2 separate regions of the Homo sapiens genome follow, and region 1 is linked to region 2. Evidence: read pairs that join two places in POLR2A ChIA-PET (ENCODE). Cell type or tissue: PC-9. All regions are shown on one strand. Links, peaks and the distances in the headings refer to the core of each region. The heading gives the core; the rest is flanking DNA. Region 1 overlaps PPP1R16B (protein phosphatase 1 regulatory subunit 16B). Region 2 overlaps ARHGAP40 (Rho GTPase activating protein 40).

What was found. Peaks named below come from ENCODE experiments on the same cell type or tissue, not always from the same donor. Only the 100,000 strongest peaks of a DNase experiment are listed, where the experiment ranks them.
Region 1: POLR2A ChIA-PET joins it to region 2 with 10 read pairs; 2 of 35 experiments call an interaction of 5 or more read pairs at or near these places.

Annotation. Positions count from the first base shown.
Region 1 is chr20:38,823,734-38,829,111 of GRCh38, reverse strand. All of the region lies in intron 1 of PPP1R16B (protein phosphatase 1 regulatory subunit 16B), which reads right to left. Among named protein-coding and RNA genes, the nearest start is that of PPP1R16B, 21 kb to the right of the region's middle. In PC-9, for the core only: no CTCF peak of the experiment used is centred there; DNase peaks (open chromatin) are centred at 1,021 and 2,831; H3K27ac peaks cover 1,598 bases.
Region 2 is chr20:38,632,716-38,638,093 of GRCh38, reverse strand. ARHGAP40 (Rho GTPase activating protein 40) reads right to left here. Exons shown (of 15, transcript NM_001164431.3): 6 at 3,309-3,474; 7 at 295-386. Among named protein-coding and RNA genes, the nearest start is that of ARHGAP40, 34 kb to the right of the region's middle. In PC-9, for the core only: CTCF peaks have their summits at 4,073 and 4,278 (motif pointing left); a DNase peak (open chromatin) is centred at 2,183.

The sequences.
Region 1 (5,378 bases), core at 166-5,165, 190 kb before region 2:
TTGTTGACCCCAAAGGGAGAGACAGAGTCAGTGCATATCTGGGGAAGCAGAGACTCAGCTCCAGAGGGCTGACCCTTTAAGGGAAAGGCAAGAAAGTATGGCAGGGTACACCCCCGCCTTCCCACAACACACTTCTTTGAATAATAGCATCGCCCAAAATATGGCAGGGGAGTAGGCAGGATGTACTACAGAACTCCTCACACTCTCCACCTTCAAAAAAGAAAGAAGACTATTACAAGAGTGTTATTTGGGGGAATAAATATACCTCTGGGAAAACTACAGAGGCACTGGTTTGGTGGTGATCTGTGTATTCCCACATTATTACTCAGTGCTGGGTCCTGATGGGCCAGAGCCTGTCAGCAGCGGCCTGAGCCCAGCACAGTGAGTGGTTGAGGCTAGGCACGTGTCCTGAGTTGGCCCAATCAGAAGCTCTCTCTTCTCACAATCTGTGAACTGGAAGCACAACACACAGTTGCTCCTGGAAGCCTTGTTGCCACCATCCCTGCAGGAAGCTGGCTTTTGGATGAAACCAATGCTTGGCGGTCACCAGAGGGAAACAGGGTCCTTTAAGTAAGGGGTCTCAGGACTTCAGTTATCCAAGCCAACAAAAGCCCCTTTATTATTTGAGCCAGTTGAATTGGATGTTGCCACCTGTGGCCAAAAGCACCTTAAGAGACAGCAATGATGTTTTTAGGGGTGCAGAAATAGGGACCCCAGAGGCAACTGCTGCTTGTAGCAAAATGAATGGCCTCTTGCTGAGGCATATTACCAAATACCTCCTCTTCCCCTTACAATGGTTATTTCTTGGCTCTTCAGGCCTGAGGTGAGGCCCAGCTTTGAGGAAGGGTAGGAAGGTCAAAGCCAGGTTTCCCTGCCCACTCAGCTGGGAGAAGCGGGCCCAGGCTTTGTGACTGCTTAATTCTGGGGGAGCAGTCGGTTGACACATTTTTGGACTCAAGCCTAGTGCCTCGAGAAAAACAACATGAAGGAAGGTGAATTCAAATTTAAGAGATTTTAAAATATGAGTCAGAAAGTGTTTCAAAGTTCACACTGTTAAAAGGAAATGTGAAGATTTGTTTTCATGTTCTTCAGCTATTCTTCTCTACACAATATTGGCAGCAGCCTGGAGGAAGGCGATGGGTCCTTTTCTCCTTGTGTTTCCTGTACCATTGAGCATGAGGGAAAGAAGAAAACAAAACAAACAGTGCTGGCTTTCCTACTCCTGGGATCTCACTCGGGACCTACTTTCTCTCCTAAAGGATGTACACCCCCGCCCTCCCACAACACACTTCTTTGAATAATAGCGTCATTTTTTTTTTCCAGCATAAAGATGCTTTAACTCATGAGCAAAGAGACTTCTGGGGCCCTTGGTGCTCCAAATACCTGAATTAGAAATCAATGTTGTCTCCCCTAATCTCATTCCCATGGGATTTTTGTGGACTGACTGTCCTACTCCTGCTAGGATGAACCTTCTAGACTTTGGGCATTGCCATCATAGACAGATCTCCTGGTTTTAAATCAGTCGTGAAACTCAGATCCCCACAGGTCAACTCCGTAACTCCAATTCTCCCAGCTGTGCTCCTTCATTCAGATCTCTGACTTGTCACTGTCCCCTGAAGCCCATTGACTATAACCCCATTTAGCAGGACTTTGTGTGTGTTGGGGAGGCTGAAGGTAGAGGAGGCAGGATTCAAAAACCACACATTTAACAAGAACAAAGAGTGATGAAACAACTCATGCATCTTGAGCTTTCCCAGGAGAAGAATCATGTCATCATGTCCAGCAGTGGAACAATAACAGACCTACTGACCTCTGTCTGAACTGGCTGGGCCATATTGGGAGCAGACCAGGTGTTAACAAAAGGCAACAAAAAAGGATCGGCTTTGTTCCAGGCCTCTGGAGGGCAGAGTGAGGCTTAGGCATGGTAATATGAAGAGTGGGATCCACAGCCTGGGCAACATAGCAAGACCCCGTCTCTACAAAAATAAATTAAAATTAGCCAGGTGTGGTGGCGTGTGCCTCTAGTCCCAGCTACTTGGGAGGCTGAGGTGGGAGGATCACTTGAGCCCAGGGGTTTGAGGCTGCAGTGAGCTATGATGACACCACTCCATTCCAGCCTGAGTGACAGGACAAGACCCTGTCTCTAAAAAATAAAAATAAATCATTTAAAAAATAAATACATGAATAATTTTTTAAAAAGAACAACTAGGATCAGCCTGGCATGAGGATAAACTGTCTAACAGTGATAATTCAACAAAGTCCAGCCATGGCATGATGCTGGAGTCCCCACTACCAGGAACTCCATGGCCTTTAGAGGTCTATGGTGGGTGGTAGACGGGAATGGCCCCATGAAGGCCCATGAGCCCCAATCCTGGCCTGCAGGGGCTGGCATCGTATTGGGACTAAGCACTCTATCATGCATATCTGCACCCAGCATTTGGTAACCACCAGGCTACACAACTTGCAAGGCCCATTTTAAGCAGGTGCTGATTGATGATTTGGATTGGTTCTGCCTGTCAGGGTGAAGCCGCTCTCTCAGGCTCAGCTCCAAGAAAACTTCAAAGGAGGCCACAGCTCAAACAGGTAAAGGAATACCCATGAACACACTGGTCTTCCATGCTGAGCTTCCCCTGCAAGAACTTGAACCCAGGGAAGCCCACACACTTTTGGGTAAGTACAGCAGTGTGGAGAAGGCCGTAGGGGACAGGAACAAGGGTGCCAAGGACAGGGGCACACACAAAGCTAACATGATGTCTACAAACGCATTAGTCAGTCACAGTCACGGTGCTAAACCAAACAGCCTGTCTTCTAAAGAAGCTTATGTAATAGCTAAGCTTGGGGAAACGGGAGTCAAATTACAAACAGTTTCTCCAGGCTTGAGGGAGTGTGGTCCACCCCCTCCCTTCACAGGGAGATAAAAACTCCCTTTGCAGCTGGAGGGATCATTTTCCAAAGGAGGCCACCTGTGGCTACCGAACACACTCCTGGGTTACACAGTTATTAAATTGGGGATGGCCCTTCACATCGGGTAGGCTGGGGGTGGCCTCTAATCCCTGCCTTTCTCTCCCAGCACAACACTCATGACCAAACTTTCCTCTCTTGTGCCACCACTTAGGTTGGTGGTGGCTACTTGGTGCACTGTGAGGAGAGGGATTACGAAGCCATGTGTGATAACAGGGAGAACGTGTGTTGTGATCAATTAGCAAAGCCTGCCATGGCTGAAGAGGTGGGAAGTGGCTGCATGCACACTGAGTACGCAATTCTGTTCTACATCATCCAGTAGTTGCCTTTGTATCCACTGATTAAAATCCTTGGCTGGGCATGGTACTTTATGCCTGTAATCCCAGCACTTTGGGAGGCCAAGGATCTAGGAAGTTATCAGGTATGAGTGGAAAGGCCCTTCAAATCCCAGAATATCATCCAAACAACAGCAACAACTCACTGTGGCATCCATGGTAGATAAGCATCAAGGAAATCTCAGGTTCACATAGGAATGTTTCCAATAACCCATCCTAGGGAGCAAAGGAAGAACTGTACTCCACCCTGATAAGGTGACTAGATCCAGACTCTAGGAACTCAAGCAGAGGAGGGCAGTCCCTATTTTACTCCATATGGACGTTAGCAAGTACTTGTTCTATTACAAATTGGTCTATCTGGTTTGTTAACCAAAATGTCCCCTTATCTCCCTGATCACTAATACAATGGATTTTCTGATATCTTCTTGCATTTTACCAGGAAGATCTTCTAAAGCACTTGCGGCTCTTTTACAGTTTTTTTCTAGTTCCTACTTCCCCCTCCCAAGGCTGGCCCTGGAATGTGGGGAGACAGCATGCTGTTGGTAATTGGATAGGGTCCATTCAGGAATGGAAAAGGACCAAGGCACTGTCGCCACTGACACCCTTCCTCATCCAGGTCTGGGGATCACTGTCTTGTCCATTTGAAGCATCTTGGGCTCCACACCATTACCAGCATAAGAGGAAGGGGAACACAATTTGCTGCCTTATAAGACCACTCTCTCCATTTCAGAAACCTCAAATATCCCTAACAAGCTATCTCCTCCCCTTTAGCCAGGGATATTCTTAGCCAGTTAGGAAGTAGTTGGTATAGAATTTTTTTTGGATACAGAGTCCCACTCTGTTGCCCAGGCTGGAGTGTGTTAGTATGATCTTGGCTCACTGCAACCTCTGCCTCCTGGGTTCAAGTGATTCTCCTGCTTCAGCCTCCCAGCTAATTTTTGTATTTGTAGCAGAGACAGGGTTTCACCATGTTGGCCAGGCTGGTCTTGAACTCCTGATTTCCAGTGATTCCATCCATCTTTGCCTCACAAAGTGCTGGGATTACAGGCGTGGCCGCCATGCCCAGCCTGGGATGGGAATTTTTAAAAACTTTTCATATAGTTTGTTCACTGAAGCTCAGAGAATAATTCCAAGGAAACAAGGACGATTAAAAGCATAGAATTGAACTTGAAGGAAAAAGTCCTACCCTGGGGGACAAAAGAATGAGAAGAGGAAGACAGAGGGCAACGCAGAGAGCAGATTCCAATTAAGTGCATAGCCAGTGTGGGATGGAACTGACATTTGAACCCAGGTCTGCCTAACTCCAAAGGCTACACCCATAAAAAGCAGAAGGAGAAGAAGGAACTGGGAAAATCTCTAAAGGAACCATAACCATCTTTAACAGATCTTTCTCATGAATTTCAAGAAGATTTCAGAAAATCCACAGTATTCGTGACCAGGGAGATGGGGACATTTTGGCCAAAAAACCAGAGAGACCAACTGGTAATAGAACAAATACTTGCTGAAGTCAGTATAGAGTAAAACATGCTTAATGAAACTAAAGGCTAACATTGCAGAACCTATAAACTAGATACATGAAATGAACCTAGAAACAAAGAATGCCAGGTAATCATGGCAGCTTCTGTGTCCAGCATACCTTCCACCTGCCAAGTTCTTTGCATGTAACCTTTCTGGGAATCACTGCACCAACTCTGCAATGTAGATATTGTTCCCATTTCAGAGAGGAGAAAACTGGGACTCGGAGAGGTTAGGGAACTCGTAACTAGGGCTGATGTTCCAGTTGTGTGTGGTTAGCATCTCTTCTGATTAGTCTGGCATCTGTTTTGATTGGTCAGTCTCTATGCCATTAGTTAAGTATTTTTAATATCCCCTCTCCTTAAAAATAAAAAAAAAAATGTCAGACAGGAAAGATGAGCCACGGAGGCATGACGGTAAGAGGAGTCCTTGAAGGAAAATAAATGAAATCTATGCAGAGTAAGGATATCTGATTAAAGTCATAACTTCCCTTACTGTTGGAGCTGTCATCACTTTTGGAGCCTTGGGCAGGAAATATATCTCATCCTAAATTTCATAAAATCTGCT
Region 2 (5,378 bases), core at 234-5,233:
TCATGATCCACCCGCTTCGGCCTCCCAAAGTGCTGGGATTACAGGTGTGAGCCACGGCGCCCAGCCAAGACAAAAATTTATAAAATAAAAACAACAACATCAACAACAACAACAACAGCAAAAATCCACCCCAGGTCTCTGAGCCAGCAAGTGCCAGAGCCAGAATTTGAACCCAAGTCTGCCTGATTCTAAAGCACATCCTTTCACCCCTTTGCTGGATGTCTCCTGACAATGGTCCCCTGAGCCAGCCTCTGAAGGATTAAATAAACCCAAGCTGGGGTAGGGGCGACTTACGGCTTGAAGGACCAGCGGGACCTGTGTGCTGGGGAGGACTTTGTGGTCAGCTTCTAGCAGGCTGTCAAGGGGCACACCAAAGAGGCGAGTTTCTGCAGAAAGTCAAAGAGCAGAGGCACATTTCACTTCTTGGAATGATCACTGGGCTCCGACCTACAGGATCTCCTGGGCAACTAGAATCAGACCCCTTTTCCTGTGGAAGGACTGAGCTCTCTAGAGAATGGTTGGACCCAAACCGCTCCTCTTGAGCAGAACATTAGGCCTCAGCAGTAATGTTTTCATTAAAACATTACTGCTGAGGAGATATGTCTCAGAGCAGAAAATCTTAGCTGGTTAAAGAAGTATTGAAAGGGCCGGGTGCAGTGGCTCAAGCCTGTAATCCCAGCACTTTGGGAGGCTGAGACAGGCGGATCACCTGAGGTCAGGAGGTCGAGACTAGCCTGGCCAACATGGCGAAACCCTGTCTCTACTAAAAACACACAAAAAATTAGCTGAGTGTGGTAGCGGGTGTCTGTAACCCCAGCTACTCGGGAGGCTGAGGCAGGAGAATCGCTTGAATCCAGGAGGCAGAGGTTGCAGTGAGCCAAGATTGCACCATGGCACTCCAGCCTGGGTGACAAGAGCAAAGTTCTGTCTCACAGAAAAAAAAAAAAAAGTATTGAAAGGGAAGCACGCTGCTGCTCCAGAAGGCACCAGGTATAAAAATGTAACAGCAGTCCTGGATAGAGCTCTGGCTCTGCAGGATGGGCCAGGTCCTAGAGAATGTATTCCCTGGGTCAATCTTAACCACCCTGGCTTGAGGTCTTCTCAGGCAAACTCCTCCTTCCACATTTTCTCCACACCTTCCTTCTTTCTCCCTTCTCTGGCCTACCCCACCTCTGCTAGATTCCTCCCCCTGGTCTTTTTTTATTCACCATCCTCTTGTCTTTAAAGAAACAAACCAAAAAACCAAACCAAAACAAACCAAAAAATCACAATGCATAATGTTGACAATGCTGCAGTGAAATGAACACTTTCATACACTGCTGAAGGGCAATATTATCTCAGGAACTTAACTCATAAGTATAATCTAAAGTAAGCTAAGATGCATTCAAAAGCATATATACAGCAGTAATGATTGTGTCTTATAATAGGAAAGACATGGGCATCAAAAATGTCCACTAATAGGGAAATGGTTAAATATATTAGAATACATCCACGAGGAGGAAAATAGTGCAGTGATTAAAAATCATGTTTTCACCAGGCAAGGTGACTCATGCCTGTAACCCCAGCACTTTGGGAGGCTGAGGTGGGAAGATCATTTGAGCCCAGGAGTTCGAGACCGGTCTGGGCAACATAAAAATACTGCATCTCTACAAAAAATACAAAAATTAGCAGGGCATGATGGCACATACCTGCAGTCCAAGCTACTCAGGCGGCTGAGGTGAGAGGGTCACCTGAGCCTGGGGAGATTGAGGCTGCAGTGAGCTGTGATCATGCCACTGCACTCCAGCCTGGGCAAGAGAGAGAGACTTTCTCTCAAAAAAAAAAAAAAATAAATAAATAAAAATCATGTTTTCAAGGAATATTTAATAGTTGTGGTAAATGTCACTATTGTTCTAAATTCATTACCCCTCTTTGTATCCACACCCTCTGCCATGTGAATTTGCAAATCTTCCCATTAGGGAAGCACAGCGTACTTCCTCACCCCTTGCTAGGCCATGTGACTAGTTTGGACCAATGGCATGGTAACCTACAAGATGCAAGCAGAGGCTTAAAATGCGGTACAGTTTGCCCTCTGAGCTTCTGCTGTCACCATAAGAACATCCTCCAGACAGCCAGCTGGTCCCAGGAGGATGAGAGACCTGTGAGCAGACCTACACTCAGCCAACAACTTGGAGCTAAGCCTAGATCAGCCAAGCTACGCCCAGTTTACTCATAAACATGTGAGCAAGAGTAAAGAATTCTTAAGTCATGAGTTTGGGGGTTGTTTGTTATGTAGCATTATCATGACAACCACTAAATGATACAATAACTGGAAAATGTCCATAATTCTATTATATATAATGTTCTATAATATAGATCTATAACTATAATATATTCTATTATATATAATGGAATTATGAAACAGGGTCTCATAGTTCTATATATATAGAATGAGACAGAGTCTGTCTCTGTCACCCAGGCTGGAGTGCAGTGGCATGATCAAGGCTCACTGCAGCCTTCACCTCCCGGGCTCAAGTGATCCTCCCACTTCAGCCTCCCAGGTAGGTGGGACTAGAGGTGTGCACCAGCACGCCTGGCTACTTTTTTATTTTTTGTAGAGACAGGGTCTCACTATGTCACCCATGCTGGTCTCAAACTCCCAGGCTCAAGTGAGCCTCCCACCTCGGCCTCCCAAATTGTTGGCATTACAGGTGTGAGCCACTGCTCCCAAACCATAATTATATAATATTAGGTGAAAAAAGGATACACACATATACACACAAAGGAAGATAATACACTAAAAGTGCTTTTCTGAATTATATTTTTTCCTTTTTGTATTTTACTCTATTTCACAAATTTCCCACAATGAGCAGGAATTGTTTACATATGCAGAAAAAAAAATGTAAACAGAAGGAATATAGAAGCTGAGCATGCTGGCCAGGCGTGGTGGCTCACACCTGTAATCCCAGCACTTTGGGAGGCTGAGGCAGGCAGATCACGAGGTCAAGAGACCAAGACCATCCTGGCCAACATGGTGAAACCCCGTCTGTACTAAAAATACAAAAATTAGCTGGGCATGGTGGTGCGCACCTGTAGTCTCAGCTACTCGGGTGGCTGAGGCAAAAGAATTGCTTGAACCCGGGAGGCGGAGGTTGCAGTGAGCCGAGATCACATCACTGCACTCCAGCCTGGTGACAGAGCGAGACTCCGTCTCAAAAAAAAAAAAAAGAAAGAAAGACAAAGCTGAGCATCTCTTGCTGGGAGAGTCCGTGTTCAGCTCCCTATGAGGACTGTGGCCACAGGGCTTTCCCTGGGCTGGGGCTGCTCACCTGCCGCTTTCCACTTCCCCGCCTTGCTCCTCTTCAGGTCCAAGCCGAGGATGTCACAGAGCGCGGTCAGCTCTATGAGGGCCAGAGAAGGTACCTTCCTCATATCCTGCAGGGACAAGTCTCCTATCCTCGTCACGCCAAGTCTGCCTTTGGGGACGGTAAACTTCTATTAATAGAGAGGGAAGTAAAGACAATTTGTCAGGCTATGAGTCTGATGTGTATTTTGGGGCTCCCCCTTCTCCCCAGGGCATTTAGGCAGAAGGAAGAGCAGCGTGGATAAGAGCAAGCACTCAAGAGGAGTCCATCCTCAAGTCAAGTCCAAGCTCCACCTCTTGCAAACGGAGTGACATTCTGAGGCTCTGATTCTCCATCCATAATCATAAAATAGAGCCTACCTCAGAAGGTTTTTGCACGTTTGTTTGTTTTTTTCTTTGGAAACACGGTCTTGCTCTGTTGCCCAAGCTGGCGTACAGTGGCATGAACACTGCTGACTGCAGCCCCGACCTCCTGGGCTCAACTGATCCTCCTGCCTCAGCCTCCTGAGTAGCTGGGACTACAGGTGTGCACCTCGACACCTGGCTAATCTTTGTATGTTTTGTAGAGACAGGGTTTCTCTATGTTGCCCAGGCTGGTCTCAGACACCTGGGCTCAAGCAATTCTCCCACCTCAGCCTCCCAAAGTGCTGGAATTACAAGCATGAGCCACGGCAACGACCTCATAAAATTTTAGCGGGAGCAAATGACCTAATGGATATAGAGTGCTTGGTACAGTCCCAAGCACATAGCGAAGCCCCAAGAAACAGAAACTGTTTTCACTGCCTGCCCTTCCACAAGAGGACCTGGAGAAGAGGGATCACCCCATGGGCTTCTTATTATTGCTTCTACTCTGGTCCTTTGTTCCTCTGCCTCACCGGCTCTGTCCCCAGCCTTGGCCATGCCACCGGCAGAAATAAAGAATGCTCAACCGTGCCATCTAGAGGCCACCTTGGGAATCTGCAGGCAGCTCCAGGCTTTCCTGCCGCCCAAGGTCAGAGAAGGCAAGCGGGAGGGCCAGGCTTGCTCAGCACTGCCTGGAGGGCGTGGCTGGACCACTTCCCAGTGCCCCTTTCGAGTGCTCAAAGGGAAAGAAATAGTAATTGATGCTTATAATACAGCCTAGTGCTTGCGGCATGGGCTATGGAGTCACATCCCCCGGGGTTCAAATCCTGACTTTACCTGTGAGTGCACGCAAATAATTTTACCTGTGTGTTCATCTGCAAAGTGGAAGTGATAACAGTATCTACTTCACAAGACTGTTGGTGGGATTAAATTCAATAAAGTGTATGAAACATGGTGCCCGACACATAGTGAGTACTCAATACTTACTACTACTTTTTAGTTTATTAACACAGTTATCACTAACTTAATAGAATGAAATTAAATCAAATATGTGAAGTACTTGGCATAATGCTTAGTGTGTGGTAAAAGATCAATATGTGATGTCTTTAGCATTATTATTATTATTCAGAGGAGAGTCTTGCTCTGTCACCCAGGTTGCAGTGCAGGGGCACAATCACAGCTCACTGTAACCTTGAACTCGGCTCAAGTGATCCTCCTGCCCCAGCCTCCTGAGTAGCTAAGATTACGGGCACACACCACCACATCCAACTATTTTTTTTTTTTTTGAGACGGAGTCTCACTCTGCCACACAGGCTGGAGTGCAGTGGCGTGATCTCTGCTCACTACAATCTCTGTCTCCCAGGTTCAAGCAATTCTCCTGCCTCAGCCTCCCAAGTAGCTGGGATTATAGTTGTGTACCACCACACCCAGCTAACTTTTGTATTTTTAGTAGGGATGGGGTTTCACCATGTTGGCCCAGCTGGTCGCAAACTCCTGACCTCAAGTGATCTGCCTGCCTCGGCCTCCCAAAGTGCTGGGATTACAGGCATGAGCCACCATGCCTGGCCCACACCCAATTATTTAAAAAAAATTTTTGTAGAGATGGGGTCTTGCTATGTTGCCCAGGCTGGTCTCGAATTTCTGGCCTCAAGTGATCCTCCCACCTTGGCCTTCCAAAGTGCTGGCATTACAG